Linked DNA regions of Homo sapiens: all the other regions are linked to region 3. A link is a loop called in an ENCODE intact Hi-C map of the cell type or tissue named here. Cell type or tissue: mammary epithelial cell. All regions are shown on one strand.

Region 1 (5,000 bases), 360 kb before region 3:
GGCAGAGTGCTAACCAACCTCGATTCTATACACTGTGGGGAACCCGAGGCCCACAAACACCTCACCCCCAAAGACACACACAACTCATCTCTTGCTGACATAGGTAGTGCCAGTCCCTGTCACAAGCAGGACCCGAGCCCGAGACTGATTACAGAATCGGCCTGTGCTTCCCCACCCCACCAAATCTCTCTCTCCCCACCCGCTTGGCCAGAATTCCCCAAAGTGAGGATGAGTCCCAGGACACAGGTAGGAATCTGCAGGTAAGAAAAACTTTAGAGATGAACCTCGGAAGAACCTCAGCTCCCTCACCTGGAGACCCAGAAAGGGACACTGACTGGCCCTCAGTCACTGGGAAGGGAACGGCAGAGCCAGGTCCAGACCTCAGTCTCCTGACTTTAATTCTCGGCTCTCTCTTGACACTGTCTGTCACCCTCCCTAGACTCTGCACTTCCTACGGGTACAACCTATTGTGCAAGTCACCTCTGATGCCTGTGGTACATGGCACACAGTAAATACTCAGTGAGTGTGGATGAATAAACGGGAGCGGAGCAAGGACCCCAAACACATTTTGCTCCCTCTCCTGCTGCCTGGTGCTGGGTGTGGTGGGAGCAATGGCTAGTTACAACGCAATGGTGCCAGCCCACTTGACTGCCAGGTCTGCCAGGGCTGCTCCTCCAACTCAGGCCAGCTAGGGCCTCTCTGGGTGAGGACTCACGGGCCCCACTTTTTGAGCCCCCAGTTTCCAGTGTCCAGGCAAGGCCTGGATGCATACTCCCCAGGATCACAGCTCAGAGGTCCTCTCTTCTAGAAGGGACCTCTAGATAGGGATGGGGTCTGCATACACTCCTGCCCACAGCTGCTTTTCCCAGGGCACCCATGTGATCCCAGGCAAGGCCTCCCAATCTGAGCAAGTGGTAGAACTGGCCCCTGGCCCAACACCTGGGCACCTCCCAGAGCCACCTAGAGTGTACGCCCCCAATGTGGGACCACTATGTGGAACGCGGCACAGCCCCTGAGCCCCTTCCGGCATCCCCTCCATGACTCTCCCCAGCCCCTCTGTGGGTTCATGGACCCCATTTGGAGTTTTCCTCCATTTCCCAGGTCAGAGTTCAGCCTCTGTCCCACACAGCAAAGCCTGGTCAGGCCAGTGGCTCTCTGCCTATTCTGACACCCTGTCCTTGTCAGAATAACCTAAATATCATGAGACATTTTGCAATTTGGCCACCATCTGGCCCCTCCCTGCCCTTCCAGCCTTGTTCCTCAGTCCTCCCACACAAGGAGTTGCCATTGCAGCCAGACTGGGCTCTCCCAGGGCACCCAACACACCTGTCCCTGTGCTCAACTATAGTCTCTCTCGCCTTGGCTCCACTCCTCCCCACGGCCATCCACCTGGCTCTCAGAGCTCACCTCCTCCATGAAGCCCGCCCTGATCATGGGAACCACTTCCCACTCCTCCCTGCTGCCCTCCAGACCTCTCCTGCCCTGATTTCGAGGACCTTCTCCCCTGTGCTCCTCCCATGCTCCGACCTCTCCCTCTCACTCATCATGCAGAGCTCCTTCTCCTCTCATTCCCCCTAGATGTGAGCACCTCTCAGCTTCTGCCCTCACTTTTGGGTTCCACACCCTGCACAGTCCTTTTGGGTAACATCACCCATTCCCATGGTTTCCCAAACCCCGAAATCTGTATTTCCAGGCGAGATCCCTCTCCTGAGCCTCAGGTGCCTACACGTGGACATCCCTTAGATTCCATGAAGTTATTATATTTATTTTATTTTATTTTATTTTATTTTGAGTCAGAGTCTCGCTCTGTCACCCAGGCTGGAGTGCAATGGCACAGTCTTGGCTCACTGCAACCTCTGCCTCTTGGGTTCAATCAATTCTCATGCCTCAGCCTCCCAAGTAGCTGGGATTACAGGCAGGCACCACCACACCCGGCTAATTTTTTGTATTTTTAGTAAAGATGGGGTTTCACCATGTTGGCCAGGCTGGTCTTGAACTCCTGACCTCAGGTGATCTGCCCACCTTGGCCTCCCAAATTGCTGGGATTACAGGCCTGAGCCACCGCACTGGTCAGATCATTGTATTTAAATCTGAATTCTCATTCCCTTCAAAACCACTCAGGGCATCAGCCGAGACACGAGACGCCCTGGCCCCCACTCCATCACAGCCTGCTTGACCTATCCCCAACACCCTTGGCACTATCCACCTTGCCCCACATCCACAGCCCCACCTCAGCCCAAGCCACTGGGACACTCTCTTGCCACTGCCTGCCACGTGGCCTGCTTGCATCTCATTTCAGGCCATTTCAATCCATTTTCCACACAGCAGCCTAAGGATCATTCAACAGTACCAATGTAATCATATTGCACTCCTGTTTAAAAGCCTTCAGTGGCTCACCAAACCTGCAGCATCAAGTCCTGGCCCCTTAGTATAGCCCCAAGTCCCTCCGTGGCAGGGCCCAGGGCTGACCTCACAGCCTTGTCTGCTGCAGTGTGCCATCAGCTCAGTGTTCTCAGATCGCCCCCTCCCGGCCTGTGCAAAACACTGTGCCCGTGGCCTGCGAGGCCCTTCTCCTGCCTTGTCACTTGGCTTCACTGCTCATAGTGCCAGACTCAACTCAGAACTGAGAGGGCACTTCCTCTGGGAAGCCTTGCCTGCCCCTCAAACATGGTTTCAGACCCTTAAGCCTGTCTACCTCCATCACAGCCCTGTGACTGCTGGCTTACTGGTCAGTAGTGCCAGCACACATGGAGCACCCCAGGCCTACACACCAGGACTCTGGGCATCTGGAGATGGGGAGTGGGGTGCAAGCCCAACCTTACCTGTCTCTGTGGGCCTGTGGGGTCCGACTCTCTCCGTCGAGGGCGGGGTCCCGAGTGCAGGGGTGAGTGGGAAGGGCTGCCAGGCGTGGGGGGCTGTGACGTCTCGGAACGGCCATCGCCCTGGCTCAGCTGGGGTGGCAGGGGCTGGGGCGGCAAATGCTGCAGGTCCTCCTCCGCCAGCGCCTGCATGCTGCGTCCCCGGGGCCGGACGGTGGGCTCTGCCCCCAGCCGCCGCCGCTCTTCGCCCTCCTCGGGCAGTGGCCGCAGCTCCTCGGGCTCCTCATCCGTGGTGCCCGATGTGCTGGGCTCAGCCCCTGGAGGGAAGTCCTTGAGCTCCGTCTCCTTGTCGATGATGACCCACTCTTTGCTGTCGAAATCCTCCTCCTCAGCCAGCGGCACCGAGCGGAAGGCGTTGCTCAGGGCCTCCTGCTCCACAGAGGCTGACACGTCCATGCGGCCACTGGCCTGTCGGTCAGCGTGGCCTGTGTCCACTGACAGCATCTGGGCTGGCTGAGAGGAGCAGGCCTGGCGCGAGGGCGAGCCAGGCAGATCCATCCGTGACCTGCAAAGCCACCCCTCACGGGGCTCAATACCTGGCCCCACTGGACCCCCAAGGACCCCACGCCAGCGGCAGGGTGGGGCGTGACTCCCAAAACCTCCTGACCGCAGTACCCCTCCCACCCTGAGCCAGGCCAGTTACCTCTAGGTTGTCACCCTCCAACCTCACTTCCTATCAAGGCTTTGTTAGTTCGTTTGTTAGTTCGTTCGTTCATTCATTCATTCATTCATTCAACAAATGTTTTTGAATGCTTACCGTGCTCCAGGAATACAAACAAGCAGAAAATAAACTCGGGTTTCTGTGCAAGGAACGCTCTCTCCTGGGCCACCCTAGGGAAGCTAATCTTCCTCAGGCAAGCTTTGTTCTTGCCTCTCCAGTGCTCACACCCGCCAGTGGCTGCTTCCTGCTGCTTCCAGGCAAACACACCCAACTGGCCCTTGAGTTTACAGAGGGCTTTCCAGCCTCCTCTGCCATCACCCTCCAGGCCTGCCTGGCTGGTTTCATCACCCCCAAGATGGCCTTGCTAGTCCCAGCTCAACAAACTCCAGTGACTCCCCGGCCCCAACAACAAAGTCCACATTCCTTGGTTTACACTCAAGGCCTCTCACAGCCTGAATACAGCTGTCTCCCCATTTCCCTCACCAGCCCCATCTCAGATTCCACCCTTACGGCCCACCCCCAATGTAGCCTCTCCCCACAGGACCTCTCCCCACACACAGCCTGTCCTTCTACCCTTTGCTGTCTGATACAGGTTGGCTGTCACCTTGGGCAGGTAGCCTGCCTTTCCCATCCTACAAGGATTAGTGCGTTCTATCTCTCTCTCATCACAGGGTGAACCTCATGTCTGTCACATAATCTGTCTCCCCAAGAGACTGTGAGCTCTGCTGCGCAGGGCCTGGGTCCCATCTGACTTTACCCCAAGGGCATTGATCCTGCCTTGGGACATCTCTTCTGTCGTTATCTTTTTTTTTTTTTTTTTTTTTGAGACAGAATCTGTCACCCAGACTGGAATGCAGTAGCATGATCTTGGCTCACTGTAACCTCCACCCCCCAGGTTCAAGCTATTCTCCTGCCTCAGCCTCCTGAGTAGCTGCGCTTACAGGTGCACACCACCACGCCTCCCTAATTTTTGTATTTTTAGTAGAGATGGGGTTTCACCATGTTGGCCAGGCTGGTCTCAAACTCCTGACCTCAGGTGATCCACCCACCTTGGCCTCCCAAAGTGCTGGGATTACAGACGCGAGCCACTGTTCCCAGCCTCATTATATTGAACTGTGCTGTGAATCTCACATTACTTTCAGAGCTTCTCAACTTGGGGTCATGCCAGCCCCAAGAGGAGGATATTTCTGATTGTACAGTAGTGTGTGTGTGGGGAGGTGCTACACAAGAAAGAATCGCCCTCTCTCAAATGCCAGGGTACCCCACTGAGAGCCAGCACGGAGGCCTAACCTATCTGGGGTTTGTGCCACTCCCTCACATTCAGGCTGTGGGCAGGGGGCTGACTTTCATTCTCCCCCAGCATCGAGCCTGTGGTTCAATGGCTCTTCAGCTGCAGAGGCAGGGGTGCAGATCAGAACTGCCTGTGGGGCTTCCTTAAAATACCACCACCCCAGCCTACG
Region 2 (5,000 bases), 600 kb before region 3:
GTATGCCTGATGCTCAGCACATGCTGCGTCTCAGGTTCTTTAAATGTGCTCCACGCACTGTGACCAGATGGAGATATGGCTGCAAGGGCAGTAAACCACTGTGGCCCTCGTTTCTGCCTGTGAGTGAAGTTAATGGGGCAGGAGAGCCAATGTTTTGCAGCTGACTATAGGCCCCGAAGAGCAGAGTCCGGACCTAACAGTTCCTGGCAGGGAGTACATATTCAACAAATGTTAGCCAAACAAAGCAAAGCTGGAGGAAGGGCTGGACTTCCTGGGGACAATGAAGAGCAGCTGTGCTGGTGGGAAGTGGCTGTAGCACTGCCTCCTGATATGCCCCAAAGGGGCCACAGGTTGAATGGCTCTACTCCACTACGGAGGACCAGAGTCCCAACCACTAGCAGATTAGGACCCCTCAGTCTACTGGGCTGCCTCTTGCAGGGAGAATATCATATGGGATCATTTCTGCTAAGCTACAAAGACTCAGGGGTTCCCTGACATGTGGACATATACTCACAGACAGTCCCCCTTGAGCCTACATTACCCCCACCTGCACTACTGCGGCTAGGAGACCTCAGGCCTGCAACAGCAAGGCCCACTCTCACCCCAACTCAGGACCAGAAGCTCAGGCAGGAGAAGTCAGCCAGACACCCAGCCTCAGGGGCCTTGCCTCTGCCGGTCAGGCTGTGATACCAGTCTTGCTGACCTCCTGCTCAAGCCGGGATCCAGGAATTTCCAAACGCAGCTCCCGATGCTCTGGTGGTGCCTTACGGTAGGGTTTCTTAGCAGGGGCGGCACTAGTCATTCTGGGAGGTGACGGCTCCTCCGCCTGCTGAGAAGCAAGAAGGAGGCAGGCTCAGAGATGTGGCCAGAAGGACTCTGGACTGAGAAAAAACAAAGATGGTGAAAGGGGACATATGTTGAGGCCACCACATAGGCTGACAGGCCTGGGCCATTACTGGAGTCACTAGAGGGGCAGGACTTAGGTGTGTCAGTCCCCATAGGTCAAAGGAGTGCTGGAGGGTGGGGCATGGGTCCAACGGGGAACAGATGGGTGGGAAAGGCAGGGCCTAGGGCCTGAACACCTAGGTTCTAAGAGTGGGACAGGGAGCTTCAAAGCAGCCCACCACCCTCCTTACCACTCTCCTTTGTGGGCTCTGAAGGCCTCAGAAGGTAAAACTGCTCTCTATGCATTAGTTTTCTCAACTCTAAATTAGCGATAAAACAGCATCAATTTCTTTTTTTCTTTTCTTTTTTGAGACAGGGTCTTGCTCTGTTGCCCAGGCTGGAGTGTAGTGGCGCAATCTTGGCTCACTGCAGCCTCGACCTCCTGGGCTCAAGTAATCCTCCTGCCTCAGCCTTCTGTGTAGCTCGGACCACAAGCATGTGCCACTGCACCTGGCTATTTTTTGTACACAGCGTCTCACTTTGTTGCCCAGGCTCAAACTCTCAAGCTCAAGCAATCCCTCTGTCTTGGCCTTCCAAAGTGCTGGGATTATAGGTGTGAGCTACTGATTCCAGTTAAGAATAGCACCAATTCATAGGGTTGTTGGGAAGATGATGTAAAACACTTAGGAAATGTTGAATAAATGTTAGTTTAAAAAAAATCATAACCAAAAATGTGAGTTTGGGGATACAATCCAGGATCCCCAGTGGGAGTCTCAAGGCCCAAGAGAGCTCTCTGGCCTCAGCCACTGATGACCAAACCCCTGTGGCCTCCACCACTCTTTTCACCAGCCCCCGCCGAGAGAGAACACTTGGCTGCCCCCTCACCTGCCCCTCCCCAGAAGAGAGCCAGGCTGAGGGCACAGGCCTCATCAGGGACATACCGTCTGTTTGTCGGCAGCTCTCTCTGTTCCGCTGTCCGGGAGTTAGCCCTCGGCTCTCCGCATCCCACGGCCCCTCCACTTCCTTTAGCCACAGCTCCTGAAACCAGAGAAGGGAAGAAAGTGGAAACCAGGTGTCAGCCGCCTGTCTGTCAGTGCTACAGGCCTGCTGCCCAGTCTGGGACCTGGAAGGCCCCCCAGGGAGAACCACGGCAGGAAGGCCATGAAACAGAGGGCCTGAGGGGAAAGCGGCTGGAGGCAGATGACTGGAAGCACTGGGTTCCTGCCTTTCTCCATGACAGTACTGTCACAGGCCCAGATGAGATACATGTGTCTGTGTGTTCATGGTCTCAGCACATTGCCCAATTCTGGAATAGGTCCGGTTCCGTCCTGTCCCTACTCCACATCGGTCCTCATCTCCCAAGCCTCTCAGAGTTTGGAAACAACTAAGAGATTTGGGGAACATGGGTTACAAATGAGAACACCAGGAAAAAGCCTCACAGAGATCCAAGAAGATAGAGAAAATGATGGAAAGAGAGCACCTAGCATTTCCAGAAGGAGGCCCAAGGCTATTTGGTGTATAATGATGGTCACCGGCCTTTGCAATGAGGAGGCATAGGGCTAGGAGAAGAAATCTGAAAAGGGAGCAACACAGAGCAGTAGCTCTCAACCAGGCAACTCTGTCCACCCTCCTTCCCCAGGGACGTCTGGCGCCCACTCTCCTTCCCCAGGGACGTCTGGCAAGTGTCTGGAGACATTTTTGGTTGTCGAAACCTGGAGGGAAGGAGTGCCACTGGCACCTAGTGGGTAGAAGCCGGGGATGCTTTGGTCATCCCACAACCATAGGGCAACTCCCACCACAAATGATTCCCAATAGAAAATATCCAGAGTGCCAAGGCTGAGGAACACTCGTGAAGAAAACCCCAGTCGGGGGAGTTGGAGACACCTGGGCTCCAGGCTCAGCACTGACACTGTGGGGCCCTGTGTAATGCCCTTCCTCACTGGATAGCTCAGTTCCTTATCTACACAGAGGTGGCTGGACTGAGTGACCTGTGAGAGCCCCTCCGGCCTCCTGAGGTTCAGAGATGGGTGCACACCCCTCCCTGGCCCCCACCTGTAATTAGCTGGGTTGCAGCACGGGGGCAGCAGCCACCAGTGATCAGGCAGTAACCTCAGGTGGCCTTCTGGGCAGAAAAAACAATCTCTTCCCGCCCCCATCAACCTAAACAGAGCTGGAGGTTGAGGGAAGCCTTGCGGGCTAAAGCATGTGTTCCCACTGTCGGGACATGCCCTGGCCATGACTCCTGTCACATTCCAACAGGGCCCGGGGCAGGGAGAATGGTGAGAGGGTAGGGAGGGTGGGGAAGCAGGAGTGGTCTCCCTCCTCTGTCTGGACAGCCTGGGCCCTGGTTTGGGGTTCGGTGGGGAGCTGAGGTGCGGCAGCACAGGCACGGCCGCCAGCCTCCTCCCCCTGACAGGAGGCAGAACGTGTCCCCACAGGGCACATGCAACATGCTGTGTCGGCTGACTCCCTGCACAGGAATCCGGGTGGGCGGGCCTGAAAGGACGGCACATTCCCGGGGTGTGGGGAGCAAACAAGTTACCCCAACAGGTTCCTTGGGGCTGCCCCTCCAGAGGAGCCCGGGGTGGGTGCTCCTATGGCCTGAGGGAGAGGCCTAGAAAGTCCTAAACCCACCTGGGTATGTGGATTCTGATACTCAGAGGGTAAATGTGTGGGGTGCGTGAGTTGGAAAACAGGGTATGGCCAGAGATGGAAGAGTGAGAGATGCGAGCAGTCAAGAGCTTCTACAAAGTAAAGGGGCAGCTCAGAGAGTTGGTCTCTGCCTTTCCCCTTCTCTACAGAGGGTCCAGGTCCCAGCTCCCTTCCCCCATGTGCTCCCCAGTCATCTCAGGAAGCCCTTTCTCTCTGCAGGCCCCTTTGTGTGCCCCTCCTCTATTCCTCTGTACTCCCTTGTCCCTATTCCTGGCAAGGCCTGTGCTGTCCTCTTGGTACCGAAACACCTGCATGAACGGCAGGCAGGCAGGGAGGACACAAACGCACTTGGGTGTCCAGCAATCCTGTAGGGAAGGCTGCTTCACTCCACACCCTGCAGCCCTGGCTCTAGTTGCCACACATCCTCTAGCTCCTCCTGCCTCACCCTGACCTCAAGCCCCACTCCCTGGCCCTACAGCATGTATTTATCCCCAGGGCTTCCATGGCCAGAGGCGATCTGGCTTGCTAGGCAAGGAGTATCCTGAGAAGGTAGCTGGCAGTGGGACAGGCAGTAAATGCAGACAGACTCTCTGGGGATGGGGGTGGTTGTGATGGGAGGTTATTCTCTCTGCCAGAGCCTATTCTTTCCACGCATGTCAGAGTTACAGGTATGGGAAACCACTCCCAACTAAGGAAGCAGAAGGCAATGCCCACTGGGAAGACAATCCACCAGGGGGCCCATGGTGTTCCTCAACACCAGGCTGCGAGGGAGATGTGTACCAACCACTTCCTGCCCTGTGTCCATAAACACAGGGTGTGCCCAACACCCAGGCCCTAGCTCCAACTTCTGAAATCTGCTGAGTGCCCCAGATCCAGCCCATTAGGGGCCCACAGTTCCAGCAATGAACAGGAATACAACGGGCCTGGCAGCCCACAGTCCTTGACTGGAGGCAAGGAAGGTGTGCAGGGAAAGTCCGGACAGACCCAAGGAGGACAGTGATGCATGGTGCAGTGGATAACAAAGAGAGAAGCATCGGGACACTTGGCCTGCAAGCTGGGAGAAGGTAAAGGGGTGAGGCAGATGGCATCAGAGTGGTCCCTCCAGGAAGACCCAGCTACCAGGTGCAGCCTCCCCTGGCCACATCTCCTTCACCCAAAGGTTTCCCAAGTTGCCTTGGAGTGTTTCAGCCCAAGGAGGACTCCCAATCCCATGTGGGGAAGAAAAGGTCCCTAAGGAGAGCAGCTGGACAGCTCAGAATGGGCCATGGCCCATGATGAGCAAGCGGCAGCCAAGGACAGCCTCTGGGGCCTCCTGGCCTCTGGATGCTGAGCTGGCTCCAGGGCACCTCCCAGAAAATGGTCTTCTGGAGGAAGATCAGGAAATCAACAGAGCTGGCCCAACATGGTGGCTCACGCCTGTAATCCCAGCACTGTGGGAGGCCAAGGCAGGCGGATCACTTGAG
Region 3 (5,000 bases):
TTTTTTTTTTTTTTTTTTTTTGAGATGGAGTCTCACTCTATCGCCCAGGCTGGAGTGCAGTGGTGCAATCTCCACTCACTGCAAGCTCCACTCCCAGGTTCACGCCATTCTCCTGCCTCAGCCTGTCGAGTAGCTGGGACTACAGGCGCCCGCCACCACGCCTGGCTAATTTTTTTGTATTTTTAGTAGAGACAGGGTTTCACCGTGTTAGCTAGGATGGTCTCGATCTCCTGATCTCAGGTGATCCACCCGCCTCGGCCTCCCAAAGTGCTGGGATTACAGGCGTGAGCCACCGTGCCCGGCCAATTTTTGTATTTTTAGTGGAAATGGAGTTTCTCCATGTTGGTCAGCCTGGTCTCGAACTCCTGATCTCAGGTGATCTGCCCGCCTCAGCCTCCCAAAGTGCTAGGATTACAGGCGTGAGCCACCATACCCAGCCTACGCCAAACTTGTAGGGAAAAGAGAGAGAGATCAGACTGTTACTGGGTCTACATAGAAAAGGAAGACATAAGAAAGTCCATTTTGATCTGTACCCTGAACAATTGTTTTGCCTGGAGATGCTGTTAATCTGTAACTTTAGCCCCAACCTTGTGCTCACAGAAATATGTGTTGTATGGAATCAAGGTTTAAGGGATCTAGGGCTGTGCAGGATGTGCCTTGTTAACAAAACGTTTACAGGCAGTATGCTTGATAAAAGTCATCGCCATTCTCCATTCTCGATTAACCAGGGGCACAATGCACTGCAGAAAGCCACAGGGACCCCTGCCCAGGAAAGCCAGTATTGTCCAAGGTTTCTCCCCACTGAGACAGCCTGAGGTATGGCCTCGTGGGACGGGAAAGACCTGACCATCCCCCAGCCCAACACCCGTGAAGGGTCTGTGCTGAGGAGGATTAGTAAAAGAGGAAGGCCTCTTGCAGTTGAAATAAGAGGAAGGCCTCTGTCTCCTGCATGCCCCTGGGAACGGAATGTCTCAGTATAAAACCCGATTGTACATTCGTTCTATTCTGAGATAGGAGAAAACCGCCCTGTGGCTGGAGGTGAGATATGCTGGTGGCAATACTGCTCTGTTATTCTTTACTACACTGAGATGTTTGGGTGGAGAGAAGCATGAGTCTGGCCTATGTGCACATCCAGGCATAGTACCTTCCCTTGAACTTATTTGTGACACAGATTCCTTTGCTCACATGTTTTCTTGCCAACCTTCTCCCCGCTATCACCCTGTTCTGCCACATTCCCCTTGCTGAGATAGTGAAAATAATAATCAGTAAATACTGAGGGAACTCAGAGACGGGGGCCGGTGCAGGTCCTCTGTATGCTGAGCGCCAGTCTCCTGGGCCCCACTGTTCTTTCTCTATACTTTGTCTCTGTGTCTTATTTCTTTTTTTAGTCTCTCGTCCCACCTGACGAGAGATACCCACAGGTGTGGAGGGGCAGGCCACCCCTTCATCTGCCGCCAATGTGGGTGCCTTTCTCTAAGGTGAAGGTACATTAAGAACGTGAGCATTGAGGACAGTCGACGAGAGATTCCCGAGTACGTCCACCGTCAGCCTTGCGGTAAGCTTGTGTGCTCGGAGGAACCCAGGGTAACAATGGGACAAACTGAAAGTAAATATGCCTCTTATCTCAGCTTCATTAAAATTCTTTTAAGAAGAGGGGGAGTTAGGGCTTCTACAGAAAATCTAATTACGCTATTTCAAACAATAGAACAATTTTGCCCCTGGTTTCCAGAACAGAGAACTTTAGATCTAAAAGATTGGGAAAAAAATTGGCAAAGAATTAAAACAAGCAAATAGGGAAGGTAAAATCATCCTACTTACAGTATGGAATGATTGGGCCATTATTAAAGCAACTTTAGAACCGTTTCAAACAGAAGAAGATAGCATTTCTGCTGCCCCTGAAAGCTGTGTAATAGATTGTGAAGAAGAGGCAGAGACAGAGTTTAGGAAAGGAATGGAAAGTTCACATTGTAAATATGTAGCAGAGTCTGTAATGGCTTGGTCAACGCAAAATGTTGACTACAATCAATTAAAGGAGGTAATATATCATGAATAATCAAAATTGGGGGAAGGAGGTCCAGAATTATTGGGGCCATCAGAGCCTAAACCACGATGGCCATCAACTCCTCCCGTGGTTCAGATACCTGTAACATTACAACCTCAAAGGGAGGTTAGACAAGTACAAACCCCAAGAGAATATCAAGTAGAAAAGGATAGAGTCTCTATCCCGGCAATGCCAATTCAGATGCAGTATCCACAATATAAGCTGGTAGAAAATAAGACCCAACCACCAGTAATTTATCAGTACTGGCCGCCAGCCGACCTTCAGTATCGGCCACCTCCAGAGGTTAAATACAGACCTCAAGTGGTGTGTCCTGTGCCAAATAGCACGGCACCATACCAGCAACCCACGGCAGTGGTGTTTAATCCTACCGCACCACCTAGTGGACAAGGTAGTACACTGCATGAAATTATTGATAAAGCCAGTAAACAGGGAGATCTTGAGGCATGGGAGTTCCCGGTAATTTTACAACCGATACCGGCCGGGAAAGGGACTCTAGCAGGAGCGTCTGTCCAAACTGAAGCTAGATATGAATCTTTCACCATGAAAATGTTAAAAGATATGAAGGAAGGAGTTAATATGGACCCAACTCCCCTTATGTGAGAACATTATTAGATTCCATTGTTCATGGAAATAGACTTATTCCTTATGACTGGGAAATTTTGGCTAAATCTTCCCTTTCACCCTCTCAGTTTCTACAGTTTAAACCGTGGTGGATCGATGGAGTACAAGAACAGGTACGAAAAAATCAGGTTACTAACCCCACTGTTAATATAGATGCAGACCAATTGCTAGGAACAGGTCCAAATTGGAGCACCATTAACCAACAATCAGTAATGCAGAACACCTGTTGAACACCTAAGGGCTATTGAACACCTAAGGGCTATTTGCCTCAGGGCCTGGGAAAAAATTCAGGACCTGGGAACCACCTGCCCTTCTTTTAATTCAATTAGACAAGTCTCTAAAGAGCCATATCCAGACTTTGTGGCAAGGTTGCAAGATGCTGCTCAAAAATCTGTTACAGATGATAACGCCCGAAAAGATATTGTAGAATTAATGGCCTATCAAAATGCAAATCCAGAATGTCAATCGGCCATAAAGCCATTAAAAAGAAAAGTTCCAGCAGGAGTTGATGTAATTACAGAATAAGTGAAGGCTTATGATGGGATTGGAGGAGCTATGTATAAAGGCAATGCTAATGGCTGAAGCAATAGCGGGAGTCGCTTTAGGAGGACAAGTTAGAACATTTGGGAAAAAATGTTATAATTGTGGTCAAATCGGTCATCCGAAAAGGAGTTGCCCAGTCTTAAGTAAACAGAATATAATAAATCAAGCTGGCCGGGCACGGTGGCTCACACCCGTAATCCCAGCACTTTGGGAGGCCGAGGCTGGTAGATCACAAGGTCAGGAGGTCGAGACTATCCTGGCTAACATGGTGAAACCCCATCTCTACTAAAAATACAAAAAATTAGCCAGGCGTGGTGGCGGGTGCCTATAGTCCCAGCTACTCGGGAGGCTGAGGCAGGAGAATGGCATGAACCCAGGAGGCAGAGCTTGCAGTGAGCCGAGATCGCACCACTGCACTCCAGCCTGGGCAACAGAGCCAGACTCCGTCTCAAAAAAAAGAAAAATATAAATATAAATAAATCAAGCTATAACGGCAAAAAATAAAGAGCCACCTGGCCTGTGTCCAAAATGTGGAAAAGGAAAACATTGGGCTAATCAATGTCATTCTAAATTTGATAAAGATGGGCAACCATTGTTGGGGAAATGGGAAGAGGGGCCAGCCTCAGGCCCCGCAACAAATTGGGGCATTCCGATTCAGCCGTTTGTTCCTCAGGGTTTTCAGGGACAAAAACTCCCGCAGGAAATACCACCACTTCAGGGAGTCAGCCAATTACAACAATACAACAGCTGTCCCCTGCCACAGCAGGCAGCGCAGCAGTAGATTTGTGTTCTACTCAAATGGTTTCTTTACTCCCTGGAGAGCCCCCGCAAAAGATTCCTACAGGGGTATATGGCCCGCTGCCAGAAGGGACGGTAGGCCTTATTTTAGGGAGATCAAGTCTAAATTTGAAGGGAGTCCAAATTCATACTGGTGTAATTGATTCAGATTATAAAGGGGAAATTCAGTTAGTGATCAGCTCCACTGTTCCCTGGAGTGCCAATCCAGGTGATAGAATTGCACAATTACTGCTTTTGCCTTGTATTAAAATTGGGAAAAACAAAACGGAAAGAACAGGAGGGTTTGGAAGTACCAACCCTGCCGGAAAAGCCGCTTATTGGGCTAGTCAGGTCTCAGAGGATAGACCCGTGTGTGCAGTCACTATTCAGGGAAAGCAGTTTGAAGGATTAGTGGATACTGGGTGATGGTGCTATCATTGCCTTAAATCAATGGCCCCAAAATTGGCCTAAACAAAAGCCTGTTACAGGACTTGTCGGCGTAGGCACTGCCTCAGAAGTGTATCAAAGTGCCATGAGTTTACATTGTCTAGGACCTGATGATCAAGAAAGTACAGTTCAGCCTATGATCACTTCTATTCCAATTAATTTATGGGGCCGAGACTTGTTACAACAATGGCATGCAGCGATTACTATCCCAGCCCCCAATACAGCCCCACGAGTCAAAAAATCATAACTAAAATGGGATATCTCCCTGAAAAGGGACTAGGAAAGAATGAAGACAGCATTAAAGTCCCAATTGAGGCTGAAAAAACTCAAAAAAGAAAAGGAATAGGGTATCCTTTTTAAGAGCGGCCACTGTAGAGCCTCCAAAACCCATTCCATTAACTTGGAAAACAAAAAAACCTGTATGGGTGAATCAGTGGCTGCTACCAAAACAAAAGCTGGAGGCTTTACACTTATTAGCAAAGGAACAATTAGAAAAGGGACATATTGAGCCTTCATTTTCGCCTTGGAATTCTCCTGTGTTTGTAATTCA

Evidence for each region. A loop is a pair of places that touch in the nucleus more often than their neighbours do. Peaks named below come from ENCODE experiments on the same cell type or tissue, not always from the same donor. Only the 100,000 strongest peaks of a DNase experiment are listed, where the experiment ranks them.
Region 1: a loop joins it to region 3, with 11 times the contacts of the local background. A loop is called at or near these places in 2 of 110 quality-filtered maps.
Region 2: it touches region 3 in a loop (18-fold over the local background); 11 of 110 quality-filtered maps call a loop at or near these places.

The regions. Positions count from the first base shown.
Region 1 is chr6:43,261,173-43,266,172 of GRCh38, reverse strand. It overlaps TTBK1 (tau tubulin kinase 1), which reads right to left. Exons shown (of 15, transcript NM_032538.3): 13 at 2,823-3,384. Among named protein-coding and RNA genes, the nearest start is that of TTBK1, 20 kb to the right of the region's middle. In mammary epithelial cell, a CTCF peak has its summit at 2,522 (motif pointing left); no DNase peak of the experiment used is centred here.
Region 2 is chr6:43,494,804-43,499,803 of GRCh38, reverse strand. TJAP1 (tight junction associated protein 1) reads right to left here. Exons shown (of 11, transcript NM_001350562.2): 3 at 1,827-1,923; 4 at 704-826. The coding sequence starts at 802. Among named protein-coding and RNA genes, the nearest start is that of LRRC73, 13 kb to the left of the region's middle. RefSeq lists a silencer at 2,926-2,975. In mammary epithelial cell, CTCF peaks have their summits at 2,962 and 4,272 (motif pointing right); DNase peaks (open chromatin) are centred at 3,213, 3,943 and 4,043; H3K4me3 peaks cover 172 bases; H3K27ac peaks cover 1,916 bases.
Region 3 is chr6:42,899,080-42,904,079 of GRCh38, reverse strand. No RefSeq gene overlaps it. Among named protein-coding and RNA genes, the nearest start is that of PEX39, 11 kb to the right of the region's middle. RefSeq lists a silencer at 2,322-2,551. In mammary epithelial cell, a CTCF peak has its summit at 2,438 (motif pointing left); a DNase peak (open chromatin) is centred at 2,429; H3K4me3 peaks cover 171 bases; H3K27ac peaks cover 1,319 bases.